Linked DNA regions of Homo sapiens: region 1 is linked to region 2. A link is a loop called in an ENCODE intact Hi-C map of the cell type or tissue named here. Cell type or tissue: heart left ventricle. All regions are shown on one strand. Links, peaks and the distances in the headings refer to the core of each region. The heading gives the core; the rest is flanking DNA. Region 1 overlaps DOCK1 (dedicator of cytokinesis 1). Region 2 overlaps DOCK1 (dedicator of cytokinesis 1).

What was found. Peaks named below come from ENCODE experiments on the same cell type or tissue, not always from the same donor. Only the 100,000 strongest peaks of a DNase experiment are listed, where the experiment ranks them.
Region 1: it touches region 2 in a loop (2.4-fold over the local background); 1 of 110 quality-filtered maps calls a loop at or near these places.

What each region holds. Positions count from the first base shown.
Region 1 is chr10:127,109,523-127,125,728 of GRCh38, forward strand. It overlaps DOCK1 (dedicator of cytokinesis 1), which reads left to right. Exons shown (of 52, transcript NM_001290223.2): 25 at 726-832; 26 at 15,952-16,079. Among named protein-coding and RNA genes, the nearest start is that of INSYN2A, 79 kb to the right of the region's middle. In heart left ventricle, for the core only: no CTCF peak of the experiment used is centred there; a DNase peak (open chromatin) is centred at 7,799.
Region 2 is chr10:127,328,769-127,344,974 of GRCh38, forward strand. It overlaps DOCK1 (dedicator of cytokinesis 1), which reads left to right. Exons shown (of 52, transcript NM_001290223.2): 30 at 10,238-10,316; 31 at 14,878-14,978. Among named protein-coding and RNA genes, the nearest start is that of INSYN2A, 140 kb to the left of the region's middle. In heart left ventricle, for the core only: no CTCF peak of the experiment used is centred there; no DNase peak of the experiment used is centred there.

The sequences.
Region 1 (16,206 bases), core at 6,821-9,320, 220 kb before region 2:
TGTCCATTTCTGGTCATTTTTCCTTCCTAGCCCAGGTAACCCCGAATCTCTTTTCTCTCTCTACACATTTGTGTTTTCTGGGCATTTTACAGAGCTGGAATCATACAACGTGTGGCCTCTGTACTGGCTTCTTCTACTTAGCATAAAGTTTTCAAGGTTTCTCCATGTTTTAGCATCAGTGCCTCCTTGTTTTTGGAAATGAATTGTGTGGCTATACTGCATTTTGTTCATCCATTCATTAACTGATGGACTTCGTGTTTTTTTTACTTTTTCAGTATAATGAACAATGCCACTTGGATTCATGGACAAATTGTTGTGTGGATATATGTTTTCATTTTTTCTCGGGGAGGTGGTATATGCCTGGAAGTGGATGGTGACTATGTTTGACATTTTGAGGAAATGCCTAACTGTTTTCCAAAGTGGCTGTGCTGTGTTACCTTCCCACCAGCTTGGTGTGACTGTTCTCATTTCATTATATCTTTACCAACACTTGTTATTGTCTGTCTTTTGGATTATAGGCACGTTAGTGATTGTGAAGTGAAAACGAACACTTTCAAAACATCATTTCTTGGAATGAGTTATTGACCCCATAGTGCATGAGAGGCTGTGTTGAACATACTGGTGACATTAATGACCATGTGATGACCTATATCTCAGTATTGTAACAACATTGGATCCTTTTGCTATGTGTCTCAAAATTATTTCCCTTGTGTTTTTCCTCACAGCAAAATGTTTACTGAATTCATCCTCAATGTTCCCATGGGCTTGCTGACCATCCAGAAACTCTACTGCTTGATCGAAATCGTCCACAGTGACCTCTTCACACAGCATGGTGAGTGGAACCCCAAGAATTATTCACTTGTCCTGTTATTTATTTTCTGAAGACATTGACCCTCTGAATTGCCTCTTCTTGACAAAAGGAGTAGAGGCTGCAACCAATTAAAACTGCTGTATTACAAGACAGGAAGATTTAGCCCTTACAAGAGAAGGGTAATTGACATGTAATGCAGGTAATAGATCATTGAGAAATGAAGGCAAAAGCTCGTAGTTTGTAATTTAGGTATACACCAAAGTCCTAGGGTAATCAGCATACATTGTAGCCTTTAAGATATGTGGTTGTCTGTCCTGGGGAGGCAATCACTTCGCTCCATTGTGATGATTGCAAGGAAAAGAATTCGAGTTTTCTTTAAATCTGAAAGTAATGGTTTTATCTTATTCTGAACTTTGCATTCTTTGACAGCATTTCTTCAAATCCTACTCAAAGTAATAAGAATTTCAATGATTCTTCAACTCATTTATCCTGCAGAACACTTTATATTTCCCTATGTTATCTCCCTGCCCTTTTTAGTAATCATTTTTTTTCTATTTGGACAGATTAAATTAATATTTTACCCTTGTCAAGCAGTTTTATTGAAAGCTTAAAACCTCTGCATAATTCCACAAACTTCCTCATTTATTGGAGGCAAATGTGAAGTCTGTTGAGTGACATTCTGACTGAGAAGCATGGATTTATTCGATTCCATTTGTGCCTGGACATTTGGCTGCTCCATTCATTTTCTGTTGTCCTCATTCTTGGTGTTGTTCTCAGTTCCCCTGTGCTTTCACGGATCCCAGACTTGGGATGTCCCTGTTAAGTTACGGGCTGGGTTTGGAACACACTCTGTGCTTGGCTTGGTCCTTTGTGCCTTCTGGGATGCGAATTTTAATCTTCTTTCTTGGCTTAACCTTATAAAATGCACCAGAGTGTACACGTGTTGCTAAGGCTAATATTGAAAGAAAATGTTGACTTCATTTAGGTGAGAGTGTTCTTCTCTAGAAAAAAACACATCAAACCAAGAAGTGGGTGACTTTCTGCAGCCCCTCCATGTAGACCTCTCTCTTTAGTCAGAAACCACTTCTTACTTTCATAAAAGAAAGTCAGTTCTCACCATGGTCTGGGACTCAAAGCACATGACGCTCCATTGAGCTATTATTCCTGACTGTCCATATTTCAGTTTCTCACTGGAAACTGAATTGCCCACTCACCAGGTGTTTTCCAAGACTTGGGTACTCTAGGGGGCTTAAGGAAAGGCTGATGATAGAGGTGATGGCCAGGCACCCTGCTTCAGGGTTTCCTCCTACAGTGAATAAGCTTTGTACCACAGCAAGTAAAATCCTCCGAAAATTTTATATCTGGGTCTTATTAGGTGGGTTACTGATGCTCCTAACCATTCAATGCCAAGACACACACAGCGACATACTGCATCACCAGCACTACCGTCATCAGTATCTTCATCAAATTAACAGCTGTCAATGAGTGTCAACCGTCCATGAATAACAATTGTTGTAAATTGTCGATGAATTGTGCTTGATTTTTCTTAAGTGTTGATTTAACGAAGATCTTCTTCAGGATATATTTACATATATTTTTAAATTTCTGTTGCAAAACTTTGTTCTGTATGTCATTTAGTTTCTTTGAATAAGGATGTAAGCCATGAAAGATTCAATTAGATTTTTTTTTTTTTTTCGAGACATAGTCCTGCGCTGTTGCCGAGGCTGGAGTGCAATGGCACAATCTCAGCTCCCTGCAACCTCCGCCTCCTGGGTTCAAATGATTCTCCTGCCTCAGCCTCCTGAGTAGCTGGGATTATAGGCACCCACCACCATGCCTAGCTAATTTCTGTATTTTTAGTAGAGATGGGGTTTCACCATGTTGGTCAGGCTGGTCTCAAACTACCGACCTCAAATGATCCACCCGCCTCGGCCTCCCAGAGTGCTGGGATTACAGGCGTGAGCCACCGAGCCTGACCCCAGATATTTTTTCCTCTATTAAAACTTGCTCATTTCTTTAGGTCGTAGAAAGCTTGAAGGAAACTTACTGTTTATATTCGATGATTTTGTTAGCTTAGGTGTTTGTAATTGTGTTCTGTCCCTCTTTCCTATGCCCCATTTCTGTTTCATTCTTGTTCTCTAAGCCTTTTATCTTAGACAGCCTGAAGTCCTGTTTTGGAAGTATGCAGGATGTGAATAACTGCTTAGCTTTGTTTAATATGGAATTACCAGGTCATGTAATATTTTGAAATAATTAACCTGCTGTCATCTTTTTAAGTACGGAATTAGGATTTTGATCTTAGTATAAGCAAGTTGTACCCAATGTAGTAAATGAGGTTGTATGAAATATATGAATCCCAAATTATTGTGGGCTAAATGAACCAAAATTAGCCCGAAGCTTCGTGTCTTACAAGCAGCCCCAGAATTGCCCCATCAGTAGAAGTTGTCTAAGCTGTAACTGGCAGCTCAAATGTACTTCTAAATGCTTAGTGGTTGCCTAGAAGCATTTCGGAATGCTTTGGCCAACGTGAAAATGGTCCCATTTACTGTCTTTGAGTTTTAAGCGTTTTTCTTAAAACAACCTGTTTTTCTCATCTGCAAGCTCTCTGCTTGTTCAAAGCAGCCAACAGACATCTTACCTCCTGGTCAGGAGAGATTTATCACCAGAAATCTTCCAGTTGGTCCATTCTTACAAAAGATGTCATTACTTTTGCAAAATATTCTGTGCCACCTTTGGTATAACAATTTAAAGCCAAACTGTTTTCTGATGAGACATGTTGAATCTGATTTTCATGCTTTTTTCCTGTTTCTTGTTAATTTGTACAAATGTGGTTGTTTTTGTCCTGTTTCCTGATCCCAGTGGAATCAGTCAAATGAACTCTCTTTGTGTTCAGATTTCTAGAACTTGGTATAACTGGATTTAGCTGCATGTGCCACTGAATGCACTTGCCCTTAGTAAACATCCTCTGGAGGATGTGTTCAGAATGTGTCACTGTATGTGTCCTCCAGGCTCCTTCGTGGGGGCTCCCTGGGTGAAGTGAGATTCCCAAGTCTTTGCTTCTCAGCTTGTGTGTTGCCTTACTCACTGAAAGAGACCCACTGGTTGCTTTGCACTAAAACATTTCTTTTTATCTCCGCCTGATATAATGACAAGTAGATCTGTTTGCAAGAGGCTGGCAGTGAATTCTGAAACTGGTGTTGTTCCTCTGCAGAAAAGCCTTTCGTTGCCAGGTCTGGGTCCCAGTAGGCCAGGCCTTACAGTGCCTTGGTTGTTTCTGGCCTTGTTTTCCCCATTTCTCTCTCTTGGAGAACATGGAAACCGTAGGTGCATCCTGAGTTTGTTGGGCTTCATAGGAGGCACGTCTTTGGGCTTGTCAAAGCAAGACAGCTCTGTGTGGTCCAGTCCATGTGGGACTGGCCTGAATGAGGACACCAGGCCTGCGTCACTGCGGCCATTTGCTCACAGAGCATTCAGCCTTCCTCTGCCCTTCTGTTCTATCCAGGCCCTCAAGGATTAGATGATGGCCACCCACACTCTGCAGGATGGACATGCTTGACTCAGTCCCCCAATCCCAATGCTAATCTCTGCTGGAAACATCCTTACAGACACACTCAGAAATAATGTTCAGCCAGCTCTCTGGGCATCCGTGGTGCAGTCATTTGGCATTTAAAATTAACCATCACAGAGTATTTCTTCCAAGAGGCCTGTGATTGCCCTGCTTAAAAAGCCCCCTACATGCCACCTCATGGCTCCTCATGGCACGCCCCCCATGTGGAATCATTGTATTTCTTACTTGCTTATTTGTAGGCCTTCCATAGGATGAGAACTTTCCAAGCTGGGCCTTGTTCATCTAGATTTTGCTCTTCTGCTGGTACCTAGCGCATGCCTGGCTTCAGCATGCCTGTAATGGATATTTATTGAATGAATGAAATGCTTATGGGTATTCCTAACCAGGAGGCAGTACAGAGAAAGAAGCAGGACCAGCTACACACATGTGTAGTTGACTTGATTGAAGGGAGGTAAAGGTTTGGATTCACATGGGGAAATTGGCAATCTTTCCTTGTCTTAGCATTGAATGAATTGATCATAGGGGAGAAAGGAGAGGTCTTAGAGGAGGAGTAACATCAGGAGCAAAGGGAGAGGGAGAAGAGTGAGAGACTTGAGGTGTGAAGAGTCTTCTCTGAGCAGTTTTATAAAATCAAGATGCTCTTCTATTTGCATCTGATCTAATCATTCCTGTTTTCTGGAAATAGGAGGGGGGTGCAGTTCAGATCTGTGCATTCAAGATACCTTTTGGCTATACCTTTGGCTAAAACTATGGAAAATTTCAAATATACAGGAGGGCAGAGAGAAGAGAGTAATGCATGCCAGTGTACTCATCACTCAGCTCCACAAATTATCAACTCATGATCCTTTTTTTTCTTTCTTTTTTTTTTTTTTTTGAGATGGAGTCTTGCTTTGTTGTCAGGCTGGAGTGCAGTGGCACGAACTTGGCTCACTGCAACCTGTGCCTCCCGGGTTCAATCGATTCTCCTGCCTCAGCCTCCTGAGTAGCTGGTACTACAGGCGCATGCCACTACACTCAGCTAATTTTTGTATTTTCAGTAGAGACGCGGTTTCACCGTGTTGGCTGGGATGGTCTTGATCTCTTGACCTCGTGATCCACCCTCCTCAGCCTCCCATAGTGCTGGGGTTACAGGCATGAGCCACCGCGCCCGGCCAGTCCATCTTTTCTTATCTATATGCCCGTCCCCCAGATATTTTGAGGCAAATCTCTGCCATCACAGCATTCCATTTTTTGTCATTTTAAATGTATGGTGGTAATACAGAGGGCAAACAGTGTTCCTAAGAAGAGGTTGTGCAGAGGAGCTGATCCCCATGCTGATAAGGCATCCACCTTGGATGTTCCCACCCCTGGCCCTTTGCTGAGGTAGAGGGCCTGTGATGCATTAGCATACTGTGTGTGAGTCAGTGAATGGGCAGTGTGTGTGAGAGTCAATAGGCTGTGATGGCTTTAAGCTTTGTCTCGCCATGTGACTTGACTACTTGAAAGCTGGTTGATAGATTACATGCTTCACCAAAAGATGACTCTTGCATATAATCTGTGGTGTGGAGTGAGCAGATTTTCAAAGCAAGATAGATACAAAGAGAAGGAAAAGTCAAAGCTTCATCATTTGTGCATTTGTAGCTTTGTTTCCATGTGATTATATTGTTGCCCACATAGCTGACAAAAGCTGTGAAAATTAAAGCTTAAATCTTATAGAAATGAAAAGTTTTAGTGTAATTAAACACTAGAACACTGACGTTTAGGATTTAAGCTCACAAAATTGTGTAACATTAATGTTATAGAAATTGGAATAAAATGAATCAAGCTGAGCTAACATTGACTTTTAAGTTAGTAAAGAGCATTGGCTATACTTGTAAGAAGCCTTTGAGTGGAGGTGAGAGTCCTCCTGGAACATGTTCTCTCACCCACTGGCCCCTTTCTGAATCTGACAGCTTTGGGAAGCTTGTTTCAATGAACACTGGGTCACTTATTTGCTTTGCAAGGTATAATTTTTCCATATTCCCATTTCTATAGTGGCCAAAGCAGTGGACAGGTTTTCTTTGGAGCTTACTGTGTACTTATCATTTTGTCCTCACTTAGTTTGTTTTGGATGGGAGTATGAGACTTTGAGAGTAAATTTTAGTGGTAAGGCTACCCCTTTTTGGTCTTGCAAATAGTTGGATACTCTAGATAGATTGCTTTTCTGTAAGCCTGCTCTGTGTAGTTTTCTGTTTGTCTGTTTGTTGTTTTTCTGGTGGTTGGACTCTGGCAGTGAGTAGGAATGGGAAAGAGGCCATTCCCTCATACCCTGGCTCTCCTGGGGCTCCTCCCTTCACTATAGCAAACAGGCTCCTTGTAGACAGTGTTCATGAGTCTTTTCAAACTTCATTTGCTTTCATTTTTGAGCTTCTTGAAAGTGTAAGCCTGGTAAGTTTAAATTATTTTCCTTATTCTTATTTTCAAGGTGAATGATTCTTCTAGTTATCAAGCAGAGTAAAACTCTCCTTTTTAATGGTGGAAACATTAGTTACAGCAGCCCTTTGAAATCTGAGGGCAAAATCCCAGACACTTACTGGGACTAGCTATTAGGAAATATTGAAGTCAGATTTCTACACTATTATCATTGTGATTTGATCCATGATAGAAATTTATATCTCAAAAATTACCCTATTAATAAACTTATTATGCCTTAAATTATAGAAAAGTTGCGTGTTTAAAACAAACCCATAATATACCTTCTTAATGTTTTGATAAAAGCATTTTTGATTAAAAAAACCAAAATAAAATCTCTTGAGCTTTACTGTTGTGGAAAATAGAAATATATCGAAAGGGATCTTAAACCTGGAGCTACTCTGCAGTAGTTTTGTTAACTTGATAGATGTTGTGCAGAAGGAAAAATTGGGGTTGGGGTCAATTTTGCCACATTCACTTAATGTACCACTCATATAGCATTCTGCAGTACTTTAATTAGATAGTTGTGCTGATGACTTCTGATGAACGGTACCAGCTGTGAACCCTGAAGACTGATTCTTTTAAATAATGGTGGAATGTAAACATCATTTTCTCTTCTGTTTCTTTCATGCCTTGAGAAAACTTTTTATCTGTAATACTGCACCTTTTTCATCCCTCATTCTGTATATCATTCTCTGTCTTTCATTATATATGTTTTTGAAAAGACCATTTGTTATAACACTGCAGGATTTTAGAAATGACTTATTGAATGTAGGAGGGTGAACTCAATTTCAGGTTTTTAATTGTTTCTGTTTCAATTCCATCATAATTCATTGAATATCTTCCGTGTGCTCAGAACCATTGATTAGCGAGTTTGCTTCCTTTGAGAGTCTTCAGAGTCATCTACTTAAAAATGTAGAATTGGAAAAGAGTGATTATCTCAATGCTCAGATAAGGACACCAGAGTTCAGCCAGAAGCCTGGCAGGGAGCTGTCCACCGCCGTGGTGCTGATTGAGGAGGTGGCTTCTTACAAATCTATCAGCCCACTCTTTTCTTAAACTGTTTCACACCCACCATATGAGTAATGCATTCTGAAAACTGAATTTACTTCAAATGCCATATGGAGCAAGACAAAATACAAATAAGTGAATAAATAAACATACAAATAAATTAAATGTATAAAGTATACAGTGTTGTGCTTATATGTTCATGGAGTTTTAATAGTTTTTCTCTTCTTTCTGTGTGGGACCTTTATCTGTGATCAAATTGGTGGTGCCAACAGTTTATGGTATAGTTGGTGTAAACTTTATCATCGTCTGTTGAGTTCTGCTGTCACTTCTGGGTGGGCTTCTGTTCCTGTTGCTGGATGTTGAATGCAAGAAGAACGATCTGAGAAGAGACTGTGTTGGTTGTGCTGTATTTAGTCATGTGCACACTGGGCACCAGGAAAGCAAGTCCCTGAGTCTCTTTAGTACATGATTTCTTCTAGCTCCTGGTAGCTGATTTCTGTAACTGCATGATGTGTTGTCTACAGTAACTAGCCTGGGACAGTGGAAAGAGCCCCAGGTCAGCATGCAGTCTCCTAGGTTCTGCTTTAGGACCTCTGTCTTTTCTTGGGCATAAACTCCTCCCTGGGTGCACAGTCCTTCCGCTAAGATGAACTGCAACACAATATAGGGTTTTGACATATGTATTTTATTGTCAGAGCAACCAGGAGGGGAGTTTGTGCAGGACCACATGGGCCAAGACCTATGTTTTTTTGCTACCTTTATTCTCCTGGTTTAAAAAATACCCACCATTCCACAGCCCTGTATATTCTCTCTCAGTTTTCTCATCCTCCATGTGGTGAGATCCTGCCTGCAGACTGACAGCCCTGTAAATTCTTTCTGAACTTAACACAAGCCACATCCTTGATGTACCCCCTTCCACCTAGAAAACAGACTTCCTGCCTGACCAATTCTTCTCACACAGTGTTTTCTGCATTTTTCTTGCATCTTGCCAATTTTTTCATCTACTGATAAATGGGACTCATTTGCAATTTTTCTCCATTGGCTCTTCTTTAATTTCTTCCCTCTGACAACTTGTTACTAACAGAGTAATGGAAGTTTAATCCTTAGTTTTCCAGAGTAAAAGATACAAAATATCTGCTCCCCCACTGCCTTCCTTTAAAGGATGGCTCGCTTTTTTACAAAGCCTTGTGCCGATGTCCAGAAAACATATATTTGACAAACTTCTTTTTCCTGTTGTTCAATAGTCCACGTGCTACTGTGCCCCCTCCTTCCAATTTCCAACACCCTTTTACTTGCTCTGTCACCTTTTCATTTCAAATTCCATGATACTGAATACCTCAAGAGTGAAGTGCAGATTACCGCATTTCTAACAATTTCAGCCCTCTGCCCAGTGGCCCTGTTCCAGTCAGAACACGTAAAAGGTACTGTCGGGCAGCTTGGAACAGAAACACTGTACAGGCCATTTGTGTTTACTCCATTTTACAGACTAGGAAACTAAGGTGCAGAAAGGAAAAGTGACCTACCAAGGGTAACTTGATGTTGATTTATTCTCTGGTACTGCTAACTTTCATGACTTGTTAGGTTAGAATGATTCTTGAAAAATTTGCTTTGCGTCTGTTATGTAAAAATGCCTGAATCATACAGGTTTACACACACGTGTACCTGCATGGGTCCTTTACTCTGGGGGCTCCAGCTGAGGAATCAGGCTTTTTTTTTTTTGAGACGGAGTCTCGCTCTGTCACCCAGGCTGGAGTGCAGTGGCGCAATCTCGGCTTACTGCAAGCTCCGTCTCCCAGGTTCACGCCATTCTTCTGCCTCAGCCTCCTGAGTAGCTGGGACTACAGGCGCCTGCCACCGTGGCCGACTAATTTTGTTTTTGTATTTTTAGTAGAGATGGGGTTTCACTGTGTCAGCCAGGATGGTCTCTATCTCCTGACCTCATGGTCCTCCTGACTCAGCCTCCCAAGTGCTGGGATTACAGGCGTGAGCCACCGCGCCCGGCCGGAATAGACATCTAATAATTCTGACTCCGATGGTGCGTAGAGGTGCAGTCCTGAAGGTCCCTTCACTCAGCTCCCAGCTCCCACATCTGTGAAGTGTGGGGCTAAGGAGATGGCTCTGCGATTCCTTCCAGTGTCGGCACCGTCTTCTGTATTTCTGTTGTTTGAAGACTTGAATGGAGGGAGGAAAGCACGTGAACATGTTGAAACCTGTGGGTCCAGGATTCTTAGATGGTTGGAAAATAAGACAATTGACTATACAAGATGAATAGCAAACACCCCCCATGTATATGATTCTTACTGTTTAATTCTTAGGAAAAGTGTTATTCTGGATCTCAGTTCTATGTAACACAGAGTTATTAAATGCACTTTATGGATCATTTATTTAATGTGACCAAACTAAAAATTAAGAAGTACATTACTCTGTTCATAAAAATGAATGTTTTCAATGGACAAATTCATTCTTGTATTTGCATCTTGCTTTAATGTAGAGCTGTAATGGGGTTATGGTCAGATATTCTGCTTGGGCATTTATAAGCTGATAATGCTTATTGAATACCTTTTATAAAGATTAATATTTTTTACTCTGTCCTCATTACCAGAGCATTAATCATCCTGGCTTCGGCCCTTGCAGCTGAGGATGAACAGATGTTGAATTATTGCTGTCTGTAATCATTGTGGATCACACTGGGGAAGGGCCGTGAAAGGGTGGCTGGTGTGATCCTCACAGCTGATTTGCATGGAGCCTGGCTACCTTTATAGCTCTGTGCATGGCAGAGGAAACCAGGATAGCTGTGCCAGCTGATTCTAGCTTCCTCGTAGGTCACCGTAGCCTAAGTCAGCACTGACAAGCACTGGCGGTCCTGGAGTCACGTACGTGTGACAGGGTGTCTGATAAGAGAGAGCTGTGGCCATGACTCTGCTTACAATAAATGCCAGTTCATAAAAATGAGAAGTCACATACAAGGTCTTTAACATCGGCTTTCTAGCATTCTCTGAGACTGTGCTGTCCAGCAGAAATAGAATGTGAGCCGTGTATGTAATTAAAAATATTCTAGTTGCCACATTTTAAAAAATGAGGCAATTGATGAAATGAATTTTAGCAATGTATTTTGTCTAAAACATCACTGCAACGTGAATTCTCTCTAAATATTACTAATGATACATATTTTACATTCTTTTTATGATATGAAGTCTCTGAAGTCCAGTATTTTACACTTACAGCACATCTCTGTTTGGATGTGAAATTTTCACCAGACACTTGATCTTTATTTTCATCATTGAATATAATTTACCTTTGAAAAATGAGATTCACATACCCCAATTGTTCCAAACATTGGTTTCTAACAAGTAAATCAAGTAGCACTTTTTACATTTGAGTTTATATTAATTACAATTAAATAACATTAAAAATTCCTTTCCTCCATGGCACTAATTAGATTTCACATGCTCAGAAGTTTCCATGTTGGGTATCACAGCTCTGAGGTATTAGTTTTCTTTTGTGTCCTTTTAGTTGAACAGCTGACTTTGTATAATACTATACCTTCTGTTAACCACCATTTGTTGTAGGCTCATATTTGCTAAATACACACATCGTATCATTTAGTTCTCAGTCAACCTGGGAGACGACCAACAGCATCCCCATTTTGCACATTAGAAAAATTAAGACCTAGAGAGTTTAAGTAACTCTTAAACGCTCTAGATACAAAGCAAAGAGCCAGCAGGGGGGATTGCATTATTTCTTTATACGTGTGGGTAAACTGATTAAAAGGCTTTCCCCAAATCCCATAAAGTGACCCAGGTTCCTGGACTTCTGGTCAAGTGTTTGTTCCAGAGTATTCAAAAGATGATGTGTTTTTCTTTAAAATATAAGACCCCTCCTCCTTTTTTTTTTTTTTTCTCCTGGTGGATTATTTGTTGGCTTCCCAGGCCATCTGTTTTGGAACTAATGGGACTATCAGTGCCAAACCTGTAGAAATGACATTTTGTCCATGGGAAAAGTATTCAGGACATTTAGGTGTGTTGTCCATAGGAAGATAGGAGATTCCTCTTCCTTGGCTGCCAGAGACAGCTGTTCATGCTTTAAGATAGGTCATTGTAGGGTATATGTATATGTGTGTGTGTGTGTGTGTGTCTATCTGTCCGTCTGTCTGTCCATCTGTCTGTTTTTGTAGTATACGTTCCTCAGTGCTCTTGATTTGCTATCTTAAGACAAAATTCAAGAGTCTTACTGTTACTTAAAACGTGTACTCCCACCACTTCTTGAAAAAACCTATCTGTAGACAGAAATATAGAGTAAGAGAAGTCCCTTAAAAAATGAGGTTTTAAGAAATTTATGTTTTTGCTTTTGGGGAAGGCAGCTGAGTGGCTACTGTACTGGATAGTGCAGCTGTAAGGCTTTAGTTTTCTTTGTATATTTTTAGTTGAAAAGGCTGACTTTGTATACTGATATTTGTATTATTGTTATTAACAGCTACCATTTCTTGAGGGTTGAGAGTGGCAGACCTGCTTTTAACTGCAGACTTTAGTTTGATACCACATGTGCGTAATTGCAAGTTAATCCAAGACACACACACTCATACCACCACTATCATCAGGCCTTGGTTTATGTGCTTGGATATGCCATTTAAGAAAAATAGGAAGGCTTCTGCTCTTATGGAGATTGCATATCAGCAAGGAGGAACAGATAATTAAAGCAATCAGTATTTCAGTGTTCCGATAACGGGGCATTGGAGGCCTTCCTGTACCTGGGTCCAGTGGGGGCTGTGCTGAGGCCAGCAGATCACAGGTCACCAGGGAGGTGCACTCCTTGGCTTTGCTGCCTTCAGCTTCGGTCCTCCCACCCTCTCCTAGTGGCTCTGGGGAATTGCCTTTCTTTGGGGGCCTGGGATGGGTTGCTGTGGACCAGGTGACGGACGGTACTGTAAGGTGCCATAGCCTGTGTGACCCTCTGCCTGGAGGCATGGTTGAAATCCCTGGCATGGGCAGACTGACCTTTGGCCTTTAGGGAAAGAGCCTCGTTGCCAGCCTGGTCCTCCTCAGTGACCTGGTTCTGTTTTGGGGTCGGGGTGGAGTTTCCTGATGCTGATGGTGCCGGGGGAGACCTCTCACTGAGGCATGTTGGATGGCTTTTTACACAGTCCTTCCTCAAGCAGCATCTCATTTTGTCTCGACAGTTAAAGTAGACATCGCCCCACCTCCCCACTTGATCTTGACTGGCCATGGATGGCTGGGTCATGAAGGCTGAGGTGCAGTTGGATTCTGGTCTATCAGGATGGTTATAACAATTTTTTTTTTTTTTTTACATCTTCTTGGGGGCTTAGTGAATGAAATGTCTGTATTGGGACAAAATGACAGTGACATTTCTAAAAGTTTTGTTGTTTCTCATCAGGAGAGGCTGGATAGCAAACAGGTGAAGGTAGCGCAGTCCTCCAGGTGGGGTGGATGGTGAACGTTACCACCAGGTAACCAAAGATGGTTGATAGCATCCTCCAGCCAAAGATGAACAGACAGACACCTCTTTCTTCTCACCAGAGTAATTCTAACAAATGAGACCAGCACACTCAATTAGCTCTGAGAATAGCACAGATCACAACTGCCTACCCAGCATGACAGATAAATGGTGCGGTGAGGGATGAATTTAGGCCAGGACATCTGGGTACCAGAGCCTACAGGGCCAGCTCTGCTGTTTCTGAGCCCAGTGCTATGTTCCTCTGATTTTCTGGAATCACTTATGGACACACCCTCCTTCCAGCCTGTACTGGCTGGTCCGTTAGACCTTTTCCCTCTCTTGGGTCCGTCCTAAGCTTGCTTCAGAAGACGGCTTCTAAGCTTATGTAGTCATTTTTTTCCTTAGTCACATTGTCAGGGGCTGTCATTACCTGCTCAGGTCTTAGTGGTTCTAACTGCTGCCTCTGAGGTTTCTTGGAAATTCAGCTTGTTTTCCAGAATGGTGGCAGTGCTAGGGATGACCAAGTGACAGGGTTGGGCCAGGGCTCTCCCCATGTTGAGGTTGGCACAGTGTGTGATGTGTTTCCAGCCAAAGGGCAAGAGGACTCATTTGGGAGATATTATGGTGGGCACCACGAGGAAGAGTGCTGGCAGGGCGGGGCTCAGATAAGGGTGTGCTGAGGAAGCATTCCAGCCAGCTGGGCTAGAGCATTTGGAGTTAAACCCTACGTCGGATGCTGTGTTGTGGTTAAGGTCAGCAGCTCAAGAGTCACTAAAGTTGGATGTAGTTTGTAAACATCGAGGTTCTATAGGAAAGGCATTGAGATTTGGGGGTATTTGTGGAAATAGTGTGTCCCATGTGTTAGCGTTTCCAGGCTGGATTCACTCCCATGAGGTCATTTTCTTGTTCATTTCTCTTAGACTGGCTTTGTTCTCGGGTGGCTCTAACACTAGGGCAGTCTCCTACACGGGCAGCCCATCTTGGCACTGTGCTCTCCCTCACTGACCTCCTGTGGGATTCCAGACACCACAGCCTTCGAGGCTGACCTGGCCTCTTTCCAGAAGATGTGCAGCTCTTAGCACGTCATACATTTCTTCTGCCTAAGTGTTGACTACTGGCATTGTGAAATTAACAGGTACATTCTTATTTTCCTATATTAATTGGACAAAACTTCTTGTAAAAATGGAGTTGCTCTCACTCCTTTCTTGGCGAATCAACAAAAAATGGAATTGGGGAAGGCCTTGGCCATGAGCCGCCCACATGTGATCCGCTGGAGACAGGGGAGTAGAGGGGTTTGTGTTTCTTCTCAGTCTTTGTTTCTCTCTGCCTGCTCCCCAGTCCTTCATTACAGTGTAGTTCTTGGGAAAGTTCTAAGTGTGCTCTGTGTACTTAGAGGAACCATTCCAATGTTGCATGCTTATAGTTTTCTTATATAAAAGAAACATTAATGCAAAACATGTTTTAATGTATCTTTAATGTTGTAAGTCTTAAAATATAAAATCCTGAAAACCGGCTAAGTCTGTTTAAGGTTTTAGAGCACTGCTGTCTCCTCTTGTGCTCTGCGTTTAAAGGAAACAAGAATGGCTGGGCTAGTGTCAAAACACAGAACTGGTGTTGTAAATAGATAGTCCATGCTGGAGAGTGGATGATGCTCCAGCTAAGCTGGATTTCCCAACTGGAAGAGACAATTAGGGATTGCATTTCACCTTTCATTGTATTTGTATCTGTTTCCCTGTTGCTCTGTTATTTTCTGAACATCCTTCCTCTGCTCTTATTGAAAGAACAAATGGAAACCCAAACCTGCTTTGCCTCTGATCCTTACACCATGGCATCCCTTCATTTTATAGCCATGCGTCCCAGAGTGGGGCCTCTGCACCTGCTTTTCATTTCCTGTTCCTCCTCAGCCCACTCCAGGAAGCTGTCTTGAGAAGGATTCTGTGTGCCTTAAATTGCCACATTCCAAGATTGGCATCTTCTACCTAGGAGAAGGAAATCATACTTTGGCTCACCTTGGCATAGATGAGAAAAGCTGCAATTCAAATAATTTGTGTTGTAGGAAGTATTTCTTTTAATGTTGCAAATTAGTGAATTTGTAGTTAGAGAAAATTCATTAAAAAACCCGTGTGTGGCTAACATGGTGAAACCCCATGTCTACTAAAAATAAAAAAAAAAAATTAGCTGGGCGTGGTGGCAGGCACCTGTAGTCCCAGCTACTCAGGAGGCTGAGGCGGGAGAATGGCGTGAACCTGGGAGGCGGAGCTTGCAGTGAGCCGAGATCACACCACGGCACTCCAGCCTGGGCGACAGAGCAAGACTCCGTCTCAAAAACAAAACAACAACAAAAAACAAAAAACCCATGTGTGTTTGTGTCTGCATTTATGTGCACACAGTGGGATATAAGTGTGTGTGTGTTTATATATATCATGTATGCTTGCAAATTATTATCTGTTTACCTGGGATACACACATAGATGCATGGAAGTGTGTTTGTATGTGAATTATTTACAATAACAGCAGACACGGTGTTCTCACAGTCAAGTAATTGACCCCCCTCCAGATGTCAGTTCCACGTGTTGCACAACGTGAATGCAAACTGCTTGAAAGGGCAGACAAGCTTATAGCAAACACGAGTTGCGTCTTGGTGGGTTTCACACTGACTGGCAATGCTGTGTCCTGTGTAGACTGCAGAGAGATCCTGCTTCCCATGATGACCGATCAGCTCAAGTACCATCTGGAGAGACAGGAGGACCTGGAGGCCTGCTGTCAGCTGCTCAGCCACATCCTGGAGGTGCTGTACAGGAAGGACGTGGTGAGTGTTGGCTCTGTGCGTGACGTCCTGCCATTTGCCTGAACCTGCCATTTGCCTTGCAGTACAACTTTATTCAGTTAAAAATGAAAGGTCTTGATTTTAAGGTCTAGCCTCTCTTTTTGTCTCG
Region 2 (16,206 bases), core at 4,806-7,305:
GTTAGAGATTCTTATTCCCGGGTTGTTTTGATTTATTTTTTAATCATGAAACTGAGTCACACCAATGGTACAGATATGAACAGAAAAATTATGAGTCCCATGCCTGCAGTTTCTGAAACATGCCCTCTTTCCTTCTTGTGTTTTTTCTTTTTTATTGTGATTTTATATATATAAATAAATATTATATATATGTAACCACAATAGAAAAGAAAAAATACATACATTACAAAGTTTGCCATTTAACCGTTTATAAGTGTATCATTCAATGGCATAATTACATCCACAGTGTTGCTCAGTTATCACTACTGTTGATTTCCAGAATGTTTGTTCACCCCAAGCAGAAACTCTCAACTCCCTGTTCCCATCCCCCATGTATATGGAACTAGGAAAAGACTCCAGTGGCAGCTGATGACACACATTCCTACACCCCGGCAAGCAGAGCATCCAGGACAACCTGTCCTGTGCCCGAGGGGTGGGGCACGGTCACCCTGACCTCCCCTGCTTCCCCTGCCCATCCATGGCTGTCCTTCACTCACCCAATTAGTGATCATAGGACAACAGGAGGAGCCTGGGAGAGGAAGGAGGAGGCCTGAGGGATGGACACTGGGGTGCTGAGGCGGAGGTCTCTGGGGTGAGCAGACACTGGGGTGCTAGGGCAGGGTCTCTGGGGTGCTGTGGTGGGGATCCCTGGGGTGAACGGACACTGGGGTGCTGGGGCAGAGGTCTCTGGGGTGAGCAGACACTGGGGTGCTGGGGCGAGCAGACACTGGGGTGCTGGGGCGGGGACTCTGGGGCGACCCAAGACCCTTCTTTATTTGCCGGGATGGAGTCTTACAGTCAGGCTTTGCCCTCTCTCGCGGCCTCCCCCAGCAGTAGAGACTTCTCACTTCCTGATGTTCGCTGCTGGACATTTCTGATGTGTTTGTCTTGGAGATGGTTTTTTCATTACCCAAGCTGCTGCTAAATCCGTCAACATTTATTTTGTGAAGTTGAAATAGGTGGACGAGGCAGGATTGGGAGGAGGTAGAGGCGAATAAGAAGGACCAAGTAGTGGAGAGTAGAGGGAGAGTGGGTGGCCTTATGATATTGAAAACACAATCCTGAAATTAGACTGTTAGTGATGACAGGCTTGGTGCTCTGGAGGTGAAGCTGAGGGTACCTGCCTACCTTGATTTCCAGACTGGTTTATCCCAACACTTGCTAACTCCACGTTAGGGCTCTTAGTGGCTAATTGTCTCTAAGCTTGATTTCCAGACTGGTTTATCCTAACACTTGCTAACTCCGCGTTGGGGCTCCTAGTGGCTAATCGGCTCCAAGCTTTGGAGGGAGCATTTTAAGGTCTTTTCAATCAACACATTTTATTTTCTGATGACCTAGAAACAGGTGTGAACTCTCCGACTCCCCACCAAAAGAAAGTAGATGAAGAACTCTTCAAAATTTGTAGAGAGGACATATCAGAATTGAATCACAACTTTTCAGGCCTTGGCAAAATTTTCTTTAAAGAACCAACACAGGCACACCTACTCAGCACTGCTAGTGTAGTGGGGAAATGGCTGGCTAATCCCTACTAAAAGAGTTTTGCTGTGTTCTAATAAAACTTTATTTAAACCACCTCACACCGATTAGGATGGCTACATCAGAAAAAAAAAAAAACAGGGAAATAACAAGTGTTGATGAGGGTGTGGAGAAATTGGAACCCTTGTGTACTGTTGCTGGGAATGTAAAATGGCACAGCCACTATGGAAAATAGTAGGATGGTTCCTCTAAAACTTTAAAATAGAATTACCAGATGATCTGGCAATTCCACTTCTGGGTATCATCAACTGAAGAATCATAAGGTACATAAATTTGGAAAGCAGAGCTTTATTTCTCATAAAGGGTTGCAGCCTGCAGGCCAGCCATTCCGCAGACCAGGAAGCGTAGCCTCCAGCTTCTGCCAAGAGCAAGCACTTCCAGGGAGGAGGAATGAGACAGGAATTTATGCTGAGTGGGTTGGCTAAGTATACATAATCAATAAGCTATAGAAGAAGTCATGAATATTAATGAAGGAGAAACACACACATGTGTGATTGAGCCATGCCTCTTCGTGGGTCCCGTGTTCAAAAAAATACCAGCATTAGGATGACCCAAGGGTGGAGGTTTTGGCCCTCTGATGTCAAAAGTTCAAACAGAGGCCACGAAAACCCTCACTGCACATCCTCCTTCGACTGGCCAGAGCCACCCTGCAGTTGGTAGCCTCTCAGCAGGAGGGCATGCAGTGTCAAACTGGCAAGCTGTCACGTGGAAACTGCAAAGAGGGAGGGGGAGTCCACTTATGGCTCAGACAAGTGGCTAAAGGTGATATAGGAATGAGTTGTCTGCTTCTTGTTTTCTAGAGCCAGTTTCTGCTTCCTCCTTAGGAGAGAATTCTGGTTAAAGGCTATTAAGGAAAGGGTATACTGAAGCGGGTCCAACCTCCCATCTCTTCATGGTCATGGGCTGACTCAGTTTTTGTTGTTGTTGTTGTTTTTGTTTTTTTTTGTTGTTGTTTTTAGACAGAGTCTTGCTCTTGTTACCCAGGCTGGAGTGCAGCGGCGCGATCCAGCTCTCTGCAACTTCTGCCTCCCAGGTTCAAGCGATTCTCCTGCTTCAGCCTCCCGAGTAGTTGGGATTACAGACGCCTGCCACCATGCCCGGGTAATTTTTGTATTTTTAGTAGAGATGGGGTTTCACCATGTTGGCCAGATTGGTCTTGAACTCCTGGCCTCTGGTGATCCACCCACCTTGGCCTCCCAAAGTGCTGGGATTACAGGCGTGAGCCACGGCGCCCGGCCCGGATTCAGTTTTTAAGTCTTCTCTGGGGTCCCTTTGGCCAAGAAGGAGTCTGTTCAGTCCATTGGGAAACTTAGGATTTTATTTTTATTTCTCAATATTTATCCAAAATAATTGAACATAAGGACTTGAAGAGAGATCTGTACACTGATGTTCATAGCAACATTTTTCACAGTTGCGAAAAGGTAGAAGTACTCAAGTGTCCATCAACAGATAAATGGGTGGTATACACGATGTGGCATATGCATCCCAAAGCCTCCATTTCCTCATTTGTAAAATATTGTGTGATTCATACCCCGCAAGACTTGTGAGCATGAAATAACATGATCTGTGTGAAAGCAATGACAGTGTCTGGAACTTAGGGGGTGCTCACCAAATGCCTAGCAGCAAAGCAGCAGAAACTAGAGGTGGTCGTGTGGGAGAGGATGGAGGAACCGGTGGCTGGGAACTGCCTACTTTCAGGATTTCTTACCTTTGGCCCACGACAATTCCTTGGCCAGGAATGCTGTTTTGGTGGAAACTGGGATGGTATGCATCCAGCACGTCACTCTGTTTATTAGGCATCAGACTGGTAGACAAGGGCCCAGTAATCTCGGCTCATGGAGACCCAAGTGGGGATGACACGGCCTCAGGCTAGAGCAGACGCACCCTGGGAATCCTCTGTATTCTTGTTGGCATCACAGCCCAAGCCTGTGTCCAGCAGGGCTGACCAGAAGAAAGGTCTGGGGCATTTTAGGTTTTAGTTAAGAGTTTGATGGAGGCTTAAGCTTTTATTGATTTGAAAAAGAAAAGAAAGGGAATCTTGGAAAAAAGTAACTCGCTGTAGTGCAGACAGGAAATAATAGCAATGAAATCTTTTGGCTTCCCTGCTCCTGACCCCAGAGGTCCCTTCCTCGCTTTAAAATCCTCAGGCACCCCCTCCACCCCTGTTGCCCACAAGCAAATATGCAGACTCCAGAGCCCCACATCCCCGTCTCTCACGGTCTGGCCCAGTTGATCTCTCTCACCTCATTCCGAAAACTTTCTAGTGACATTGGTCTTCCCACCGTTTCCCAAATCCCAAAGACACGAGGCAGATCCCACCCAGTCCCCCAGCTTTGCATTACTTTGCCCTTGTGATACTGGGGGACGTTCTTAGAAGTCACTTCTTTCCACATATATGGTTTTTGTTTCCCAGTCAAGGTCCCAAGGTAGGAAGTTTCTGGCCATGTGAGTCACCACCTGGATGAAGGAGCCACCCTGCCAAGTGTGGGGAGGTGCCAGGAGACGGAGCGGCTGAGATGAAGCATTCATTATCTCTCCTTCCCATGGAACTGAAGTGACATTCTCTGCATCTCTATTATCACTTCACCTCAACTTGCCTCTTCCCAGCATCCCTGAATTATGCAGAAATCATTTGAAGGCAAATTCCCAGCTACTGTTGCTAGACTCATTTTTCTGCAGGGATGGAGGAATGTGTTGCTAGACTCATTTTTCTGCAGGGATGGAGGAATGTGTCACTTTTAATTTGTTTCCTTTTTTCCCACCCATTTTGGGTAAAACATTGTGTTAAAAGATACATCGTCTCCACCCCCAAAGCAGCCTGTCTTCATGCCCAAGGGATTTAAATGCCCTCATATTGAAGTGTACAAGCTAATTATGTAACTTAAAGTAAGTTTAGGGAAGGAATTTAAATACCCCCACAGCTTCACAATGTGAGAAATGGGGCTGTGCAAGCCCCTGGAAGTTCCCTGCCTTTCTCCACATTCTCCCTCTGTAGTAATGAGGCTCCTCATCTTTCTGTTTTATTGGCAGCAAACACTGGGTAACAGGGGTGCTAGAAGGGCCTGAGGGTCTGTCATAAGCAAGGGCCTATAATTGTGCCAGGAGCCTGGAATAGTTAAATTGGTTCCTGATTACTTTTCACTCGCTAAGTTCCCCTCAGCTCAATTAACATATAATTATTTAGGACTATGCTACTTTTGTTACTGGCACATGGCTTTCCAAATAGGCAGCTTTGGGGGATGATCTCCCTCTGGAGCCCACGCACTGCATCCATCCACCCGCCCTTTTTGTTCAAGAACAAAAGCAAGGCTGGCGGGACCTCCTCCAGAACCTTCATGCTGCAGAGAGGCTTGGACCTTGGCAGGTGCCTCCTGCAGGCAGAGCCTCGCCGGCCACACCAGCCTGTCTCCCAAAGACGCGCAGAACTGCAGAATTCACAGGGCTTGTCTTTCTCTTTTACCAAATGCGACTTTACATTTTGTAAGGTGTCAGTGGAGATCATATCAGTGTTCAGATAACTTTGTATCATGTGGTGATGCCTCTTCCTTACCTTTAATCTCAAAAATAAAAAAACAAAACCTGTAGGTTCAAAGTTCCAGGGAGCTTAGAGGCACTGGGGTTGAGTGCTTTCATTTGTCAGTGGAGAAGATGAGGGTCTCGAAAACTTGAGCAACATTTTTTTTGTTTTAACATTTTTAAAATTCTATTGTAAATTGACAAATAATAATTGTGTATGTGTATGGTATGCAGTCGATGTTGTGATACATGCATTCATTGTGGAATGATTAAATCAAATGAATTAACATGTCTGTTCCCTCACATACTTCTCATTTCTTGGTGGTGTTGAACAACGTTCCGAAGGTCAGGTAGCTCCACGTTTAAATGGACATGAAGCCATTGATAGATAGATAGACATACTTGAATTAAGACTTTAATTGTACAAATGTGTGTATGTGTAGGCTACAATTAAACTCATATTTGACACTGTCAAGAATTAGTAGTTTTTGTTGCTAATGGGGTTAAATGTCCAGGATAGGAAAGCTTACTGGTTTGTTGTTGCTTTAATTGCATTGGCTTGGGAGTGAACCCATCTCCCTTTCTTATTGACCTCACATTTTTTTAAGTGGATAATGTTATGACAAGTTTGATAAAAATGATGCTTCTGACTTTCTGGAGACAGGAATCAATTACCAAGAAGAGATAACATTTCTCTCCATTGAGCCATTAAAAATAAAATTCACAGGCTTCTAGACCTTACGGCTTTTTGAATCTTTTTAGGTTGACATAATTTGCCTGTGATTCTTTCTGGATTATTTATTTGTATGTTTGGTTTTATCTCCTGAATTTTAGATTACAAATAATCCTTCCTTAGATTTTGACCATTTTTAGGACAGCATTCCTGAAAGCATTTAATTCTCACAGCATTTGTTATTGTTTTTTAGAAATTAATTAATTAATTCTCCTGGCTCAGAATAAGACATAATTTGTGTGGTTCACAAGGTGGTTGATCCCTTCCCCCTGAGTTTCTGGCATTTCTGGTGGAATCCCTAATGAGAAGTTTGCATAAGAAGAACCTGAAGAGAGCTGAATCCCACCGCAGAAAACCTACACGGTTTTCTGCAAGGACTCAGGGAGAGCCAGGGGCAACCAAATACTCTAGCCTCCCTGAGGCCTCTCATTTGGGCCAGAGCCTGACCTTCTGAGCCAGCTCTTTCATCCATTCATTCATTCACTTACTCTTCCATCCACTTATTCATTCATTCCTGTGTCAGTTACCTAGTGAGCATATACTGTGTACCAAATGCTGACTTGGCACTGAGGACACTTAGGTGAACAAGCAGGTGTTGCCACTGCCTTCGAGATACCTATGCTTTACTCACAATCTGGAGGGCTTCTCTTACCTAAACCCAACTCCAGCAGTGTCCAGCACAGATAGAGTTGTCAGGATGCAGAGTCAGGCGCATTCATACCCCACACGCCCTCGAATTGCCTGCTGGGCAAAGGACTATGATCCTGCACTGTGTGGAGCCCCTCATTTCATTTGGCAAGGCATCCTCCCATCCAAACACTTGGCTTAGCTTGCAATCCTTCTCATATTCCTCTGTAACAGAAAGCGGATTGGTATGCAAAAGCTTCTAATATGATTTTCTTATTTTCCCTACTTTCACATTTATTAGAAATAACTTATGAATTACAGTAACTAATAGATTTTTTTTTTTTTTGAGATGGAGTCTTGCTCTGTCACCCAGGCTGGAGTGCAGTGGTGCAGTCTCGGCTCACTGCAACCTCTGCCTCCCGGGTTCCAGTGATTCTCCTGCCTCAGCCTCCTGAGTAGCTGGGATTACAGGTGCACACCACCAGGCCCAGCTAATTTTTTTTTTTTTTTCTTGAGATGGAGTCTCACTCTGTCGCCTAGGCTGGAGTGCAGTGGTGCAATCTCGGCTCATTGCAAGCTCCACCTCCCAGGTTCATGCCATTCTCCTGCCTCAGCCTCCCGAGTAGCTGGGACTACGGGCACCTACCACCATGCCCGGCTAATTTTTTTGTATTTTTTAGTAGAGACGGGGTTTCACCATGTTAGCCAGGATGGTTTCGATCTCCTGACCTTGTGATCCGCCTGCCTTGGCCTCCCAAAGTGCTGGGATTACAGGTGTGAGCCACCATGCCCAGCCTGTAATTTTTTTTTTTTAGTACAGACGGGGTTTCACCATGTTGGCCAGGCTGGTCTTGAACTCCTGACCTCAGGTGATCTGCCCGCCTCAGCCTCCCACACCACACTCGGCCGACTAATAGATTTTCTTACCTAAAAGTTAGTCTCTGGTTATGTTTCTCCTTGCCTCATTGGGTGATTGGCCCGGGGCATAGCTGTGTTTCCGTCCCGTCAGGTGTGGGCTGTAGGATATCATTTATGCATGTCCTGGAAGTTTCTGTGCAAGTGACGCAGCCCTTGATGCATTGAGCCCAAGCATCATCTGATCTTTGTTTACTGCACTGATTATGGTTTTATTTGATCTTTCCTTCAGCTTTCCTCATGCTACTTGAATTTCCACGTTGTTTTTGTCCCGGCATTTAAAAAAATTTATAGGGAATCTGAATTACAGAATCTACCTCTCAGCCCTGCACTTTCTCAGTCGTCAGTTTCTTAAAAGGTTTTTGTTCAGCCTTCACATTATTTTAGCATGACATACATAGTTTTTTTTTTTTTTTTTTAATTTGAGACAAGTCTCACTCTGTCACCCAGGCTGGAGTGCAGTGGCGCAATCCTGGCTCACTGCAAGCTCCGCCTCCCAGGTTCGCACCATTCTCCTGCCTCAGCCTCCCAAGTAGCTGGGACTGCAGGTGCCCGCCACCACACCCAGCTAATTTTTTGTATTTTTAGTAGAAACGGGGTTTCACTGTGTTAGCCAGGATGGTCTCAATCTCCTGACCTCGTGATTCACCCACCTTGGCCTCCCAAAGTGCTGGGATTACAGGCGTGAGCCACCGCGCCCAGCTGACATATTTCTTTAAGTCATTTTGAGAACTGTCTTTATTTAACTAGCTGCAGTTGTCCCAGAGCTTAATTCGAAGCAGCATATTGCAACTGTTTGGGTGCTATCTTGAGGCACAATAATTACCCTATAATAATAATGTGTGTTTTAGTAAACTGGTCATTATTGTCATAGAGGGCTGGAAAGAGTGTCTTCTTAAAGCTCATAAGGACCCTAGGGTACTCTGCAAATAGCAGAGTTCTAAACCTGAAGGAAAAAATTAAGGGGAAAAAAAATTGTGTTAGTGGTCAGAAGCCCCGTGTCCTTATGCATCACGGCACAGCCCACCCTGTAATGACAAGAAGGTGTTGTATTCCACTGACACTTGGGGGCTTTTCTGTGATCTCTGGGGTTGCTGCATGTACATCCTCAGAGGCTCTCTCAACACAGTTACCAAGGGTCAGGTGGGTTACTTAGACCATCTCTCTAGCTCATACTTTGTACTTCTGGGGGCTGAAGGTGACAGGACAGACCCCATCCCAAGACTGGGGGGCTGATTAGAGTTGCCAGGCATCCCGTATATGCAAAGCATGTCCTGAATTTTGCAACTTTTGTCCTGGATCCTTTATTAATTTGTCAGGATGCTCTAAATGTCCTGTATTCCGCTTTTTTTTTCTAATCAATTACAGAATTCAGCAATAAGAGCTTTATTCAAATTTAACTGGGCATCCTATATTTGCAAAATCTGGCAACCCTGCGGCTGAGGAATGTTGCTGCCCAGCCTGTGTTCTTGGTTAATGGACAAGGCAGCAATGCCTGCGTCCCTCCATTAATAGTCACTTAGAAACACTAATTCCTCCTTTCTGGTTATATTTTAATGTCCCCGGGGAAGAAGTCAAATAACTCCACCTGCAGTTTTCTTTAGTGACCAAAATTGCAAACTCTGTCACAGGCCCTTTGTCACAGCTGTTTTGGTCCCAGAGCTAGCCGATAGGTTTCTTGATGAAATAATGTCTGCGAATCCCTTTCTCAGAGCGGCACGCAGTGTGAGCGTGAGAGAATCTGCAGTGACAGCGGGTGATGGGCGGGAGGTGGTGGTGGCAGGTGGCGATGGAGACCTCCTTAAAACCCCAGGTGGTGAATTTCTTCTTCCCTCCTCCCTGGCTCACTGCCTTTTAGCGGCTGTGACATGGCCAGGGCGTGGGGAGCTTCTCCAGGCACGCTTGGCTGAAGAGATAATGCTGTCAGAGGACAGCAGTTACTAGTAAGTAACCTACATTTCCCTTCTACTCTGGCTGCTCCTTGCTGTCTAAATAGAGAAAGTGGAATTAGGTTTATCATCTGTGACCTAATACTAATTCCTCTTACATCCTGCCTTTGTGCAAAGGGAAAAGGGCCATTTAAAAAGTAGTGGACGAAGCTTTAGTATTGTAAGCACTTTCAAGCGTTATAAAACAAATCTGTTGAATGAACAAGCATGTGAGAGTTGGTATTCTAGAGTCACGTGTGATCGCCCAAATTGTATATTTCATTACAAAAAGTATATAAAGTCATGGTATTATAGAGTGTTAAAATTATACTTTATCAATGAATCAAGAAATTAAAATTTCTGAGAAAATTCTTGTCAAATCACTTTCATGTCTACTAAAGCTTTTAACTTCTTCTCTAGTAAAATAGTGGTCAAAATTAGCATGTGGAAAGTAGGCCAATGATACTGAAGTCGTAAGCCATGCTTCCAAGCCTGGAGATATTGCAGCAACCTCTTCCAAGCCTGACAGCTCCTTGCGAAGAGTGCTTTCAACTGGGTAGCTTGAAAAAGCCAGCTAAGCAAAGATCAGTGGAATCATAGAACATTAAGACATGGCAACTTGAGAAAACGATTTAATTTGCACCTTTTTTTTTCTTTTTTTTAATTAGATTTTGTTTTAAGTCATACTTTTCAAATGTTACTTTCAGAAGCTGTTATTTTGGTCTGTTTCTTTCATCCTGCATGTGCTAATTTCCTTGATTAATTTGGAGAACATCTGCATATAATTCCGTGATCTTTTCGTTGGCAAAACCTCACAGCTTTGCGCAAGACTTGGAGAGTTCACATTCCAGACAGTCTGGGATTGTATCTAATTGAAATGCCAAACCTACCGAAGTGCCAGAGCGTAAGTGTGTAATTATGTAATTTTCTCTTGATCTTTCAGAGTCTTCCTGCGAGCAATTAATCAGTATGCAGATATGCTGAACAAAAAATTTCTGGATCAAGCCAACTTTGAGCTACAGGTAAGAGAAGAGGTAGACACGACCTTTGTGGAGAAATCATGTTAAAACAAATTGCTGGTCCGAGCCAGTATCTTACAGTATTTCTAATCCTTGAACTTAATTGGTCTCCCATCCAAGATGCGGAAACGGAATTTGTAGTATGTACTATTGGAACCTGAGGAGTGAAAATTATACTTTTGGAGTATTCGCTTAATTTAGCAAGGAAAGAGATAGAGTTGTTTCAGAGAGAAGCTATTGAATCAGAGTGACAAGAAGGGACTCTTCAAGCAGGGAGGCCACCAAGTCCCGGTGTGTGTATCTGCCAAGATTGTCTCAGCCCATCTTACTGTGGAGGGAGGATCAGCAGAGGAGGAGACCCAGGTCTGCACCTCGAGCTCAGCTTGCTTTTATAACTCTGTGTTCCCTCCATATCCTCTCTCGGCCTTGTGCTACTAGCAGTGGCTTTTACCAGGCCAGAGACCCTGCCCCCCAGACCCCATGGTCCTCAGAAATGCTCCTTTGGTGAATGCAGTGTGTGAGAGAGAGAGAGAGTGTGTGTGTTTGTGTGTGTGTGTGTGTGTGTGTGCGCGCGCGCATGCATGCTGTAAGGATTGATTTTGCCTGGCCTGATTTGTGTGTGTGTGTGTGTGTGTGTGTGTGTGTGTGTGTGTGCATGCTGTAAGGATTGATTTTGCCTGGCCTGATTTCTTACTGTGCATCCAAAATGTGTGGCTCTCACTTCCATTGTACTCTGGATGTGTTTCTGCTAATAATGATTTTATCTGTCATTATTATTACTTAGTTTATTTTAGTAAAGTATACAAATTTTTGAAAAGCATGCAGATACAAATGGCATGTTTATTTCCTGGGCAAGATGATTCACTCTCTCAAAAGGAACCCGAAGGATTTTTGTTCACCCATTGGGTGATCCAACCCCAAAATAAGTTACCCAATAGCAAATAATAAGTTTACCCAATGCTCTTTCATTTGCATTGCCCTTATTTTTATAATTTTTTAATTTTAAGTGTTTGTTGTATTGGCATTACAGGATATAATTAGATAATAATATATCAGGTGCCATATATCTAAACATGTTACTTGTTTATAAAATTTTTTATCATTTTCTCTGCTGAATGCCTGTTTTCATATGTCATAATAACATACTTTCTCTTTATACAATATATATGTGCTGAATATCAGTTTAGCAGGTAAAATAGGAAACATTCCTTCCTAACCCTTTGCTGCCTCTCACTGCCCCTCTGCAGGGATAACTTTTAACTCATTGTTCTGAATTCTTTGTCACGCTTTCAGCATTTATATGGGCCTGTGTGTGTTTTTTTTCAGCCTTTAACATGAACTGGATCATACCCTGTGTTTTTCAGCTCTGTCATATTCCACGATATGAATGTACCAACATTTATTCAGCCATTTCTGCACTGATAACCTAGAGGCTGTTTCCAGGTGTTTACAATCACAGGCTGTGCTACCGTGAGGGCTGTGATACATGTGTCTCTTAGTACACGCATTGCTATGGAAAAGGTTGATCTCTAGGCCAAATGATATGACATTTTAAGTTTGATGGAAAATGATCAATTTCCTTCCTAACATGATTTTAGCAATTTGCCACCCCACCAACCTTGAGAGCAGCCACTTTCTATCTAGAATCTTCTTCAACACTGATTTAAAATGATTGATTTTTGTTTTTATTGTCATTTTTCTGATGATTATTTAGGCTAAGAATACTTAGTGGCCATGTGGGTTTCTGCTGTGAATTCTCTGATCATTTCTTCTCCTAACATTCGTATTTGGCTGTCTTTTTTATAAGTTGGAATTCTTGATATAGGCTAGGCATGGGTTTAGGCTTATCATATAGAAATATTTCATTTTTCTGTAGTGAAATCTGTTATTTCTTTTACAGCTATCTGGTTTCATGTTTTACTTGGCAAATCTCTCCTTGCCTTAATATTATATACTTCTAAATTTTACTGTTTTGTGTTAGTTAGGATCTGCTAATACCTGTGTGGTTTTGTGTTTTTGTTTTTATCTTTCAGGTGTTTAATCCATTTGGGATTTCTGTAGTTAGTATAGGGGTAAGGATCTAACTTCACTTTTTCCCACGTCATTTCATGAATAGATGACTCTTTCCCCAATGATTGGAAATGCTACAATTAACATAATTATAAATGTATGTGTGTATAAATTCCATTTTCTGTGTTATTATCCTAGAGGCTTAATCCTTATACCTTTGTACCCAGCTAGCAGAGTCGCTACTTTTCCACTCGTTTTCTACTGCAGAATTATCTTGGCTGTTTTTGTGCATTTCCTGTTCCATTTGGAGTTTAAAATCAGATAGCTGAGTTTCTCTTTTAAAAACATACTGCTTGGATTTTAGCTGGAATCCCATTGAATTGATAAATAAATTTGGAGTAAGTTTATGGTATTTGAGGGAATACTTTGCAGTATTTTTTTCCCCATCTCATACTAGACTATTTAAGTATTTGTTTTGCCATTTTTCTGGTTTTTTTCTAGGTCAGGTCTCACACATGACTTGCTGGGTAGATTCCCGTGTGTTTTAGTTGTGGCTGCTCTGGTGGGGGAGCCTGTTTCTCAACATGTTGGTTCTCCCTGGCTTTCGTCCTGTTTCATGAGGATGGCCCCTTGGACTCTCACCGTGAGCCCGCACACCTTACAAGCCACGTGCTTCAGGGCCCACATCGAGCGTCGCCCCTTGGCAGGTGTGACACACATATTTATTGTTGTTTGAGGAGGGTTTAGCAGGAATCGCTGCCTGCTGTCGGCTGCATTCTGAGAGTCACAGTCAGGGGCCCATCTAGCATACGACCCATGTCTGCATGTACCCAGCACAGATCTTAATTTAAACACCACCGTCACCACCATGAGTGCTCTGGCTCAAAGGCAGCCCTGGTCCTATGTAGGAAAAGAAAGAATTAGGAGTTGGTGAAGCTGTCATTTAAAAAGAAGCATTCGTGTTTTGTTGTTGTTGCTGCTGCTGTTGCTGTTGCTGTTGTTGTTGCTGCTGCTGCTGCTGCTGTTGTTGTTAAAGGGAGCAGGTAGAAATGAAGATCTATTGTGAGTCCTCGCAGGCATGGGTCCTATTCTGGCTGAGCCCCTGACCATGATTCTCAGAATACAGGTGGCTGCAGCCAGTGATTCCTGCCGGTGCTGTGGCAAGGCTGAAATCGGTGGGAGGTGTCAGTCCCAAAAACAAAAGGAACGACTTGTATTTTATTGACTGGCACTCCCCTTTCTTTATAAAGGGGGCTAAAAAAAAGAGAGCCCCATTGTGGGCTCTGAGGTTGGGGGTGCCTGGCTCAGACCCCCATTCTGCTTCATGTGTTACCTGTAGCTTTGGGCTGGTCTCTAAATCTCAGCTCTGCAATGGGGATAACAGCACCTACTTGGTTATTCTGTGGTGATCAAATGAGCTGGTGTATTACTATAGAAAGTGTGCTGTTCATGGGAAGTGTTGGATAAATGCAAGCCCAACAGACTTTTCTCAAATCCTACAAATGCTCTTAAATTTCCCCTTACTTCTCAGGTAATTAAAAATAGAGTCAATATAATGTTCACACTTTATTTTTATAGAACTCTTTGCAGCTATCTCCTTTGATATAATACATATTATCCCTGGTTTGTAAATGAGAAAACTGAGACCTACAACTTTCTTCTTCTAAAGGCCGTTGTCTTTTAAACCGCATATATGTAGTCCATAAACCCTTGAAATATGGGTTTATTGAAAGAAGAAATGTTTGATCTCTTTACATTTGTTTTCCTTGTCTAGTGTATGTGTGATTTGGGGGTAAAGAGTCCTAAATTATGGAAATCTATACTATTCTTAAGTGAGGAGCTTCATAATTACATTAATAAAAGTTAACATTGGCCAGGCATGGTGGCTCACACTTGTAATCCCAGCACTTTGGGAGGCTGAGGGAGGTGGATCACTTGAGGTCAGGAGTTCAAGACCAGCCTGGCCAACATGGTGAAACCCCATCTCTACTAAAAATACAAAAATTATCCAGGCATGGTGGTGCACACCTGTAGTCCCAGCTACTCAGGAGGCTGAGGCAGGAGAATTGCTTGAACCCAGAAGGCAGAGGTTGCAGTGAGCCAAGATCATGCCACTGCATTCCAGCCTGGGCAACAGAGGGAGACTCCATCTCAATAAAAAAGAGCTAACATTGATGAAGTGCTTACACATGCTCTGTACCGCCTTAAATTCTGTGCATATATTTACTTCTTTGATCTTCTGAGCACTCCTATAAGATAGATACTCTTGAAATTCACATTTTATCCATGAGGAAACTGAGGCAGAGAGAGGTTAGAGTCTGAGTAAATGGCAGACCCGGGATTTGAATATGTGCACCGTGACCTCTGAGCCCACACGCTAAGGCCTGAATTACACCGTGGGTGGCTGGTTAGCAACATGTATAGAGTGAGTGTGGGTTTTTTTTTTAACTTTTCAGAAGTGTGTGCTGAGCAAATGATAAATGTCTGAGAGCATTGTTGAGATCCTATATCAAGCTGTTCAACAACTTAGCATCTCCTCCTTTTTGGTTTTCAGCTGTGGAACAACTACTTTCACCTGGCTGTTGCTTTCCTTACTCAAGAGTCCCTGCAACTGGAGAATTTTTCAAGTGCCAAGAGAGCCAAAATCCTTAACAAGTAAGTTCTCATCTAGCTCTGAAACTGCAGGCAGGAGCCTCCAACTCTAATCGCATAATTTTCATGTCATTTCTAAGCCAACTTGATACAAATTGAGATGTAATCACGGTGTAATGAAAGGGTGGTTTTAAATCACCAATCAGGTATTGCCTTTTCTAACCCATGAATCAAGATCTAAAATTGCAGGACTCATCCTGGAAGGTTCCAGGTCAGTGTAATCCAAGACTATTAGTGCAACACAGAATTTCAGCTTCCGGAGATAATTCCTTTTGCTATGCACTATTCTGATGTCATTTCACATGTGGTTGACTTTATTGCTTAATTCTTCAATTCGAAAGGAGCTTCTGATGAAAGCTCTTGGCTCTATTGGGATTGTTGAACAGCTCACTGGGGAGTTAGAGCTATCGGGGTTCCTTCTTGGCAGCAGATAACCCCTGTCTTCTTCCGGGCAGGAGCTTTGAATGGACTGAAGCGGCACCTTCTATCATTGTAAATAAACCTCTCCAAAGCTCCATGAAAGCCGAGATCCTTGCCGGCCCCTCCAGCTCTGTAACCCCAGTTTGCATCATGCACCGCTCATGACTCAGTATCAAGAAGCACCATTGTTGCATGGGTTTCCTTCCCCTGTTTGGACACCCGGAGGGTCTTGCTTCGTCTCTTTCTGCCTCCGTTTCACTAATTTCTCACTGCTGTCGGTGTTCCTTTCATAAGTCCTTTTGAGAAGAGTTCTGAAATTGCATTGGTGTTGCCACGTCATCAGTCTCTGTTTGTCATTTTATAAATACCTCTGCAATATCTCGACTGTTCTAAGGCTTGGCCAACTCCATGCTGCTAGCTGAGGTTAGAGATTCCAGAAAGAGTTTCAGAAGGTGGCAGCTGCTCTTATATCCTGTGAGTCTGTATCTCACTTTCAAGGCAAATCCAAAGCACATCATCTCTGGAGAGTAAGAATTATAGTCATAAGCTGGGCTCTGGTGCTCAGCCAGTAGTGGTAATACCAGCTACTTAGGAGGCTGAGGCAGGAAGATCACTTGAGCCCAGGAGGTCAAGGCTGCAGTGCACCACGATCATACCTGTGAATTGCCATGCACTCCAGCCTGGGCAACATGGCAAGACCCCCTTTCAAAAAAAAAGAGAAGAAAGAAAGAATTATAGTCACGTACTGCATAACCACAGACTACATGCTGTATTTTTACTGTAACTTTTCTTTGTTTAGATACACAAATAC